Linked DNA regions of Homo sapiens: region 1 is linked to region 2. Evidence: read pairs that join two places in POLR2A ChIA-PET (ENCODE). Cell type or tissue: Panc1. All regions are shown on one strand. Each heading gives the region's core, and the rest is flanking DNA. Links, peaks and the distances in the headings are about the cores only. Region 1 overlaps LOC105378250 (a long non-coding RNA gene). Region 2 overlaps CBX5 (chromobox 5).

Region 1 (5,380 bases), core at 157-5,156, 420 kb after region 2:
GCTCTGCTGGGAATCTTTGGTGTTCCTTGGCTTGTAAACACATTACCTGGGCCCTTGCCTTCATCTTCACATGCCATTTTCCCTGTCTTAAAAAAATGTTACATCTCATTCATTTTTGTACATTCCATAGCAACTAGACCAATGTGTTATTCATAATAGGTACTTTAAAATTTAAAACCTAGTTGTTTTGTTTTGCTTTTTTTAACTTCAATGGGAGAAATGAGGAAGGGTCTGAAGATTAAACACTCACTCAGGTGGCTAGTGCTAGCTGGACAGGTAATGACACTGCTCTTGATTGTAAGGATAGCCGTGGGACAAGAAGAAATGGAAAGGAGGAGAGAAACCCCACAATACCAAGCTCTGTACTTCCCCCACTGGGAGTTCCTTCTCTCTAAGAGTTGAACTGCCTAAAGTTTTTCCAAGAGAAAACCCAAGCTGTCTGGGAGCTATGACTGCCCCCAGGGGTCTTAACAGCTTCTCTTGAGTACCAGAGCCCTAGACCTGATTGGAATGGAATCAGAGAATCTTAAAGTGAGAAAGGACCTTAGAGATGCAGCTTCCCATCAGAATGGTTGTGGTCAACTCCAAGTTTTCTGGGCTAACGTGGGAGGGCTGTGACACAGTTCTTGTCAAGTCAGTTTTTAAAAAATGAAAATTATTTATTTGGGACTTTTTAATGTAGGCTTTTTTTTAATGTTCCAAAAATGTGCATCTACCTTCAGAATTGTCTTAGAAATTATGTCTCATAAGTACACCTTGCTGGGGAATAAAGGAGAAGGCAGTCTTGATTAGGAAAAGACATTGAATGAGAGTTGACTCCATTATTCCTGCAGCTCACCTGAGACCTGGGGGTTAGGATAAAATAATTTCATTGTAATATCAGGGCCTCAAATATACTTGTTAGTAAATGTATTAATCTACTCTTTTCATGGAGCTTTGCCCTCATATGTCTTCCTACCTTCTCTTACTAACTCTGCATTTGGAAGGAGCAAAGAATTCCAGACATTTGAGCTTGGGAATTCCAGAGGCACAGCTAATCAATGGTCTATCACGGGAGCCTTGAAGTGAGGACACCTTCACCCTAAATACCTAGGGCTAATTCAATTAGTGGCCTCAATGGAATAAAAGTAGGGGAGACTCCCCCAGTGGCCATCAACCAGTAGACATGATCAGGGCCTGCAGTATGAGCTGGGCTCAAAGCCATTAAGACTAGAGCCGCCCTCCCTTTGCTTAGGATCAGTTCTTTGCACCAAAGACATTCATTCAAAATAACTGGCCAGTGGCCATAGTGTAAATGGCCTTGTATACCATGACACCATAGGTGTCAGTTTCTTCTTTTAAACAAATGTCATATCAAGTCAGGAAATAACTCTGATAGCTAATGACAACAGGAGTCAGAAAATGGTTGGTACAAAGAGCTTGCAAACACACTACAGAGCCTCACTGAGCAAGATGTACTCATGGACGGAGAGCATTGGCATCACTTGGAGGCTTACTAAACATGCAGAATTTTCAGACCCCACTATAGAGTCACTGAATCAGAATATGCACTTTAACAAGGCTTCAGCTGATTTGCATGCTTATTAATATTTCAATGCATTAATGAAGAGGATAAGGGTTTACTAGTTAACAGCTGTGTGACCTTGAGCAAGTTATTTGACTTCTTCATAGCTCAGTTTCCTGATCTATAAAGCGGGAATGATAATAGTATCTCCTCATCCAATTGCTGTAAGACCTTAGTTAACACATGAAAGGCTTAGAACAATGCCTGGCACTGGTAGGCATTCAGTGACTACTAGCCATTATTAATATTATCTTTGATGCACTCCTTTATGGTGAAAAGACAGACCTCGAAGTGATAAGTGGGGAGAATATATGTTTGTGTGTGTGTGGTGGAATGGAGAGAAGGGCACTGACAACAGGAGGAATTTTTTTTTTTTTTTGAGACGGAGTCTCGCTCTATCACCAAGCTGGAGTGCAGTGGCGCAATCTCAGCTCACTGCAACCTCTGCCTCCCGGGTTCAAGCAATTCTTCTGCCTCAGCCTCCCAGGTACCTGGGACTACAGGCACATGCCACCATGCCCAGCTAATTTTTGTATTTTTAGTAGAGATGGGGTTTCACCATGTTGGCCAGGATGGTCTCGATCTCTTGACCTCGTGATCCACCCACCTCGGCCTCCCAACGTGCTGGGATTACAGGTGTGGGCCACCGTGCCTGGCCTACTTCTTTAATTAATAATGACTCAATTGTGGGAGCATTCAGCCAAGCTTGGGGTACCCAGAGCTCCAGGACAAGTGACTGGTCATTCATATCATAGATTTATCAACATGTACCATTGGCAGGCCCTCTGCTGGTACTAGAGATATTGTGGTAAACAAGACAGACAAGGCCACAGCCCAGAAGTTAGAGAAGATCTGTAAGGTCCATTAACACTAAAGGAAGTCAGGCCTATCAGCATTATGTTGTTGTGCTTCATTTAGACAAACTAATCGTGGGGCCTTGGAAATTTGGTTTGGCTCTCTCCACAGAGTTTATTAACCTGATAGTTGCTCCAATTCTCTTTCCTTCCACTTCTCATAGGCAGCCAGCTAGAGCAGCTCTGCAGCTCAGTTGGCTGGATCAACTGTGGAGCTGAATGCGATGACCAAGAGCTGGCTATTTTAGAAGCTGAACCCTCAGCTTCACTTTGAGATGGGAAGATCCAGTGGGCCTGTTGTCCACACAGTCCTAGTTTTGGGGAATTGCCTTTCTAAAATGCAGGTCCTATCTTGTTACTCCTCTGTTTAAAAACCTCTAATGGTATACAAGGCCATTTACACTCTAGCCCCAAACTATTTGGCAGTCTCATTACAAATTACCACCCCTCCCTAGCATGCACTCCATATCCTAACTACAAGAGTGGCTGAAAACTGGAGCTCTACTCAGAACTGGGATTCAAACCTAAGCTCTGTTGCTTACTGTATATGTGAAACAGGGCAAGTTACTCAACCTAAGTCTCTGTTTTTGCATATGTTAAATAGTAATAACAAAACAATAATAAAAATAGCTTATTCATATCAGGCACTGTTCTAAGCACTTTGCATCTATTGATCACTTAATTTTCACTACAGAGCAACTACATAGCATTGTTGTGAAGATTAAGTGAATCAACACATGCAAGTTCCTAGAACAGTGTATGATATGAATATGAGCTATTTTTATCATTTTTTAATTATTATTAATATTAACAAAAACAAATAGCCTTTATCATGCCTCCATACCTTTAGTAATATAGTTCCTTCTCCCTGGACATGCTAACTCCCTTCTCTGTGCTGCAAACTCCTAGTGTTCCTCCAAAAGATCCAGCTTTTCAGGCTTCTGTACCCAGAATAAGTCACCTCTTCTATGCATATACTCATAGCACTCTAAATACTCTATACCACACTTATTCTAGTGCACTGAAAATAATGTTTGCAAGCTTACAAACACTTTCCACCACTAGACTGTGAACATCTCAGCAGTAAAAATCCTATCTGGTTTACTCTATATCACTAGGGCTGACTCTAACATATGGAACACAGCAGGTACTAAATGAGTGCTTGTTGAGTTAATAAACGGAGGTCTGACTGAATGAGTAAATGCTTTCAGGAAAGGCCCTAGAACGGAGTTCCAGAGAAAAGCAGGCTTGGGGAGTGAAACAGTCTAGGTATCTTCTGCCCTGCATCTCCCACCTCCTCAGCAGCAAAGCCAGCCACCAGCACATGCTCCCCACCTTCACTAGGCCTGACTGCACCTCCCCACCAAGAACACCCCCCAGTACCCCCTCTTGCTATAGACACTCCACTCACTTCTGCCTCTGGCAGTGACAGAAATGAAGAGGATTACATCATTTGTTACAACAAAATGGTTATTATAGTAATAAGTATAATTAGCATCAGACAATTACAATAATAACACATTTCCTGCTGCAAAGGTACTTTTTTAACAAACAGGTTTATTTAATGCCCCCTACACTCCCCCCTTAAGAAAAAACAACTCTTTTCACGAAGAGCAGAGGCCTCTTTCATTCTGAGATGCTATCTTAATGAAGGAACATTATTGACAAACCCCATAAAATGGGAGCAGATTCCCTTGGAGTAAAATCTCTCTTCCTCTCCCTCTGGTTTCTCTGGGGAAAAGAAAACCTGTGTCTCTCTTTCGAGGGATTAGGAGAACTGGTTGAAGGATAGACAAGATAGGGCCAGGGAGAGGCAAAAAGAAAAATTTTCTTAGACAGCTAGAGCTTAATATCAGTTGTTAACTGTCTCTCATCCTTTCTTCCTGGGTTGGACACACCAGGAAGAGAAAACAAGGCATTCATTCATAGTGGTGAATGAGTGTCTTAGGTATTTTTCCAAGCTGTAAGGGAGCAAGAAGTGCTTAGAGTGAGATGGCACAAAGATCTAGCAGGAGGTCGAAAATGAAAATAAATGAAAAAATAAAGAGGGCACAATCTTACGTCACACAGACATACCTGCATTAGATGCATACACATGCTCATACTCAATCTTTTTAGTTATCTCCTGCTTCTTCCAAAAAATAATTAGGAAGAGATTACAGTGATGACATTTAATAGAGGATTTAAAAATTAGATAGGTAGCCAGGCGCGGTTGCTCACGCCTATAATCCCAGCACTTTGGGAGGCCAAGGCGGGTGGATCATGAGGTCAGGAGTTTGAAAACAGCCTGGCCAACACAGTGAAGCCCCGTTTCTACTGAAAATACAAAAACTTAGCCGAGTGTGGTGGCAGGTGCCTGTAATCCCAGCTACTTGGGAGGCTGAGGCAGGAGAATCTCTTGAACCTGGGAGGCGGAGGTTGCAGTGAGCCAAGATCGTGCCATTGCACTCTAGCCCAGGCGACAGTGCAAGACTCCATCTCAAAAAAAAAAAAAAAAATTAGATAGGTGAGGATATCAGTATACACTTAAGCATTTAATGAACTTGATGGCATATACATAAGGGCATGTGTACCTTCCAAGCATATTTATAGACTTAGGCACACCCCACATACATACATAGGAATATACCCTGCACATAGTAGGCTCTCAATAAACACTTTTTGAATTCAGGAAACAATCCCACCCCTAAATACAAAGAAATATAAAAATAAGTAGTTCAAAAAGATGCAACCTAAGATACAGACATATAAATACATATAAACATTCGCACATAAATATGAATGTGAATATAATATTAATACATGCCTCAAATATATAAACTAGACCACTATCCATATGCACATGTAGTGTACACACCATTTTACACACATACATAAAATTAAACCTCACTTTTTTTTTACCACAGACACAGCCTAGGTAGACATATAAGCACTTTGCAGACCCATATATACATATAAAACA
Region 2 (5,380 bases), core at 181-5,180:
TTTTCCCCCAGGCGTTGGGACTCTGTAGAGATAGATACCTTTGGTTTACTTCCTTAGGAATCACAAGCATTTTTGTCTTTTTCTTCCCCCTCCTGCACTCTTCCTAAGAGTTAGAAGACACAGCAGTAAAGAAAACAAAATCTCTCCGCTTGTGGAGCTTACGTTCTAATGATACTGCTTTTGAAAGGCAGTATAATGAATTGGTTAGGAGCACAGACTCGAGAGTCAGATTGCTTGGGTCTAGATTCTAACTCCACCACTTATGATACAAACTGGATGGCCTTGGCTAATTTCCTTAATCATTTTATCTCCTCAGTGAAATAAGGATAAGCAGTAGTGCTTATAAGGCCAGGCGTGGTGGCTTGCACTCTAATCTCAGCACTTTGGGAGGCTGAGGCGGGTGGATCACCTGAGGTCAGGAGTTTGAGACCAGCCTGGCCAACATGGTGAAACTCCATCTACTAAAAATAAAAAAATTAAGTGTGGTGGCAGGTCCCTGTAATCCCAGCTACTCCAGAGGCTGAGGTAGGAGAATCACTTGAACCTAGGAGGCGGAGGTTGCAGTGAGCCAAGATTGCGCCACTGCACTCCAGCCTGGGTGACTGTGTTTTTAGTAGAGGCAGGGTTTTGTCATGTTACTCAGGCTGGTCTCGAACTTCCAGGCTCAAGTGAGCCACCTGCCTTGGCCTCCCAAAGTGCTGGGATTACAGCCGTGAGCCACCGTGCCTGGCTGTGAAATTAATTTTAATAATATTTTATTTAACCTAATACGTGAAAAATACTATTTCAGCGTTAATCAGTACAAAAGTTATTAATGAAATTTGTGTGTGTGTGTGTGCTAAGACTTGAAAATCTGGGATGTATTTTATACTTTATAGTGCATCTCCATTCAAACTAGCTGCATTTCAAATAGGCACATGTGGCTAGTGGTTACCATATTGGATGGCACAGCTCCTGCAGTCTAGGACCTAAATACACTAAAAGATACAGTGGTTTACCAATACTTTTGGATAAAGGCTATGTGTCAAGAACCTTTGAAACATACTGGAGGTTATTTCATTACATGACTCAAGGTTTCTCATCTGGAGAATTATTGGCGTTGTAGGTGGGATCATTCATGCATTGCAGGATGCTTAGCATCTCTAGCACCCAGAGTGCAAGTATGGGTAGCACAACAATCAGAAGATGCCCTCTGTTTGTAGAGAGGAGTGGTATCACAGCTTCCACTAGAGATGAGAACTGTTAAAGTTTGAGAGACCTCTAGAGCACTAACAGATAGGAACTAAAGTAACACCAGAAGATTTTGAAGATGTTTATTGGGCCCATTTCCACTGGAAATATTTGGGTGTTTGAAAGATACTTGAAACTCTTTCTCTGTCATTGAGCTACTGGTACCTTACCATAGATGAAAGGGGAAAAGGTAAGGTTTGGGGTAGACAAAGTAAACATTGGTCCTTTTTCAGAAATGCCCTGGATTTCATAAAAGACTGGAACAAATCAGCATTGTCTATAACTAAATGCCTACTTTGTGCTAGACAGTGATCAAATTCTACCTCTTGTGCTCTCTTCGATTCTCACAAAAGCATTTAGAGTCCAGGCATGGTGGTATGTACCCGTGGTCCCAGCTACTAGGGAGGTTGAAGTGGGAGGATTGCTTGAGTCCAGGAGTTTTGGGCTGTAGTGCACTAAACCGATCAGGTGTCTGCATTAAGTTTGGCATCAATATAGTGACCTCCCAGGAGTGAGGGACCACCAGGTTGCCTAAGTAGGAGTGAACCAGAGCAGGTCAGAACTCCCATTTTGAGCATTAGTAGGATCGTACCTGTGAATAGCCACTGCACTCCTGTCTGGTTAACATAGCAAGACCCTTGCCTCTTTCAAAACTTTAATTCTTTTTTTAATTTAAATTTTTACATATTTTTATCTTTTTTTTTTTTTTTTTTTGAGACAGAGTCTCTCACTATCGCCCACGCTGGAGCTCAGTGGCGCGATCTCAGCTCACTGCAACCTCCGCCTCCCGGGTTCAAGCGATTCTCCTGCCTCAGCCTCCCGAGTAGCTGGGATTACAGGTGCCTGCCACCACGCCCAGCTAACTTTTTGTATTTTTAGTAGAGACAGCATTTCACCATGTTGGCCAGGCTGGTCTCGAACTCCTGACCTTGTGATTCGCCCACCTCAGCCTCCCAAAGTGTTGGGATTACAGGCGTGAGCCACCACGCCCTGCTTTTTTATCTTCAAAATAGAGACAGGGTCTCACTGTGTTACCCAGGCTGGTCTCGCTCTCTTGGGTTCAAGCGATCTGCCTGCCTTGGCCTCTTGAAGTGCTGGGATTATAGGTGTGAATCACTATTCCTGGCCAACCCAGGCTCTTTTTAAATCATACTATGTTGTCTTTTGGGTGGAAACTGAAGTAGAAGCAGCAGTACCAAAGTGTTAGGAAAAGGGATAATCGCATTATAGGACTGGCTTTTCTAGCTATCAACAGATTCTTCCCAACCCCCAAGTGTATTCGGCTTGTGTAATAGTCTTGGTACACCTTTTGATATTGGTATGTTAATTTCCTCTGGGATGGTAAACTATATGGTCTGTGGGTTTTGGGGAAAGTTACTGTGTGAGGAATTTTTTTTCTTGACTTCTTTTCTTTTTTTGAGACAAGAGTTTTGCTCTTATTGCCCAGGCTGGTGTGCAATGGCGTGATCTTGGCTCACTGCAACCTCCTTCTCCCGGGTTCAAACGATTCTCCTGCCTCAGCCTCCTGAGTAGATGGGATTACAGGCGCCCGCCACCACGCCCTTCTAAATTTTGTATTTTTATTAGAGATGGGGTTTCACTGTGTTGGCCAGGATGGTCTCGACCTCCTGACCTCAGGTGATCCACCTGCTTCTGCTTCCCAAAGTGCTGGGATTAGAGACTTGAGCCACCGTGCCCGGCCGAGGAATTTTTTTTCTGCTGAGAGAAGGGATATAAAGGAGAAACTTTCCCATATTAGCTCAAATGATTTAGAAATAAATTTTGTCTCAATATTATGTTCCTTTTGTAGAAAGTTGTTTAGGTCAAGAGTAAATAGCTCAGATTTTTCCGTCTTTCTGCTTTCTACTTGAGTCAGGTTATTATGGCATGTGTTCAAATCATTCCCATCTAAATAAACCTTTTTTTTTTTTTTTTTTTTTTGAGATGGAGTTTCACTCTTGTTGCCCAGGCTGGAGTGCAATAGCTCGAACTCAGCTCACCACAACCTCCTGCCTCCCGGGTTCAAGTGATCCTCCCTCCTCAGCCTCCTGAGTAGCTAGGATTACAGGCAGGTGCCACCATGCCCGACTGCTTCAGCCTCCCAAAGTACTGGGATTACACGCATGAGCCACCGTGCCTGGCTGAATTTTGGGTTTTTAAATAGCTTTATCGAGGTATTATTTAAACACCATAACATTCACCCATTGAAATTGTACAATTCAGGCTAGATGCGGTGGCTCACATCCATAATTCCAGCACTTTGAGTGGCCGAAGCAGGCGGATCACTTGAGGTCAGGAGTTCGAGACCAGCCTGGCCAACATGGTGAAACCCCGTCTCTACTAAAAATACAAAAATTGGTGGCGCATGCCTGTAATCCTAGTTACCGGGGAGGCTGAGGCCGAAGAATGGCTTGAACCCAGGAGACAGGTTGCAGCGAGCCGATATCACACCACTGCACTCCAGCCTGCAAGACAGAGTGAGACTCCATCTCAAAAAAAAAAAAAATTGTACAATTCAGTGATTTTTTTTTTTTTTTTTTTTTTTGAGATGGTATCTCACTCTGTTACCCAGGTGGGAGTGCAGTGGTGCAATCACGGTTCACTGCAGCCTCAACCTTCTGGGCTCAAGGGATCCTCTCATTTCAGCCTCCCAAGTAGCTAGGACTACAGGTGCAAGCCACCATGCCTGAGTAATTTTTAAATCTTCTGTGGAGACAGGAGTCTTGCTATGTTGCTTAGGCTGGTCTTTGAACTGTTGGGCTCAAGTGATCTGCTCACCTTAGCCTCCCAAAGTGCTGAGATTACAGGCGTGAGTCACTGCGCCCAGCCCAATTAAATTATTATTATTGTTTTTTTTTGAGATAGAGTCTCAGTCTGTTGCCCAGACTGGAATGCAGTGGTGCAGTCTTGGCTCACTACAACCGCAGCCTCCCAGATTCAAGCAGTTCTCATGCCCTAGCCTCCTGCGTAGCTGGGACTGCAGGTGTGCACCACCAAGCCCAGCTAATTTTTGTATTTTTAGTGGAGACAGGGTTTTGCAATATTGACCAGGCTGGTCTCGAACTCCTGAGTGCCTCTCAAAGTGCTGGGATTACAGGCGTTAGCCACTGTGCCTGGCTCCAATTAAATGATTTGGAATAAATTTATAGAGCTATGCAACCACCACTATGATCCAGTTTCAGAACATTTTTGTGTCCCCCAAAATTCTCTTGATTCCCATTTGTAGTTAATTACAACTCCCTCCCTCAGCCCCAGGCATTCACTGATCTGCTTTTTTTTTTTTTTTTTTTTTTGAGACAGAGTCTGGCTTTTTCGCCCAGGCAGGAGTGGCACAATCTCAGCTCACTGCAACCTCCCCTTCCCGGGCTCAAGCAATTCTCCTGCCTCAGCCTCCCGAGTAGCTGGGACTACAGATGTGTACCACCACACCAAGCTAATTTTTGTAATTTTAGTAGAGACACGGTTTCACTGTGTTGGCCAGGCTGGTCTCAAACTCCTGACCTCAAGTGATCTGCCTGCCTCGGCCTCCCAGAGTGCTGGGATTACAGGTGTGAGCCACCGTGCCCGGCTGATCTGCTTTCTGTCTCTATAAATTTGTCTTTCCCAGACATTTCATGTAAATGGAATTAGTATGTAGTATCTTGTGTCTTATTTCTTTCACTTAGTATAATGTTTTTGGGGTTCTTCCAAGTTGTAGCATGTTTTAATATTTTGCTTATTGTTGTTGGATAATATTCCTTTGTATGGATATACCACATTTTGTTTTTCCATGTCACCATCCATTGATGAACATTTGAATTTGTTTTCTGTTTTTGGCTATTAAAATGCTGCTGTAAACAATTGTAAATAAGTCTTTGTGTGGGCTTTTTTTTTTTTTTCATTTTTCCTGGGTAGAAATCTAGGATCAAATTTGTTATCTTCTTTAAAGCATAGGGTTTCTCTGTCCTTTTTGTCCGAATGTCCTCTTTGAAATAAGGCATTGGATTTTTTTCCTCATTCTTTACCCCCCCCTTTTTTTTTTAATTTTCCCATTTTTCTTACCCAGGGAGCACAATACTTGGGAACCTGAGAAAAACTTGGATTGCCCTGAGCTAATTTCTGAATTTATGAAAAAGTATAAGAAGATGAAGGAGGGTGAAAATAATAAACC

The links. Peaks named below come from ENCODE experiments on the same cell type or tissue, not always from the same donor. Only the 100,000 strongest peaks of a DNase experiment are listed, where the experiment ranks them.
Region 1: POLR2A ChIA-PET joins it to region 2 with 6 read pairs; 1 of 35 experiments calls an interaction of 5 or more read pairs at or near these places.

The regions. Positions count from the first base shown.
Region 1 is chr12:53,827,808-53,833,187 of GRCh38, reverse strand. The region is part of intron 1 of LOC105378250 (a long non-coding RNA gene); the gene reads right to left. Among named protein-coding and RNA genes, the nearest start is that of CISTR, 79 kb to the right of the region's middle. In Panc1, for the core only: CTCF peaks have their summits at 2,197, 2,399 and 3,807; no DNase peak of the experiment used is centred there; H3K4me3 peaks cover 727 bases; H3K27ac peaks cover 4,833 bases.
Region 2 is chr12:54,252,123-54,257,502 of GRCh38, reverse strand. It overlaps CBX5 (chromobox 5), which reads left to right. Exons shown (of 5, transcript NM_012117.3): 3 at 5,276-5,380. It also overlaps the pseudogene RN7SL390P. Among named protein-coding and RNA genes, the nearest start is that of SCAT2, 7.8 kb to the left of the region's middle. RefSeq lists an enhancer at 379-1,040. In Panc1, for the core only: no CTCF peak of the experiment used is centred there; no DNase peak of the experiment used is centred there; H3K27ac peaks cover 2,750 bases.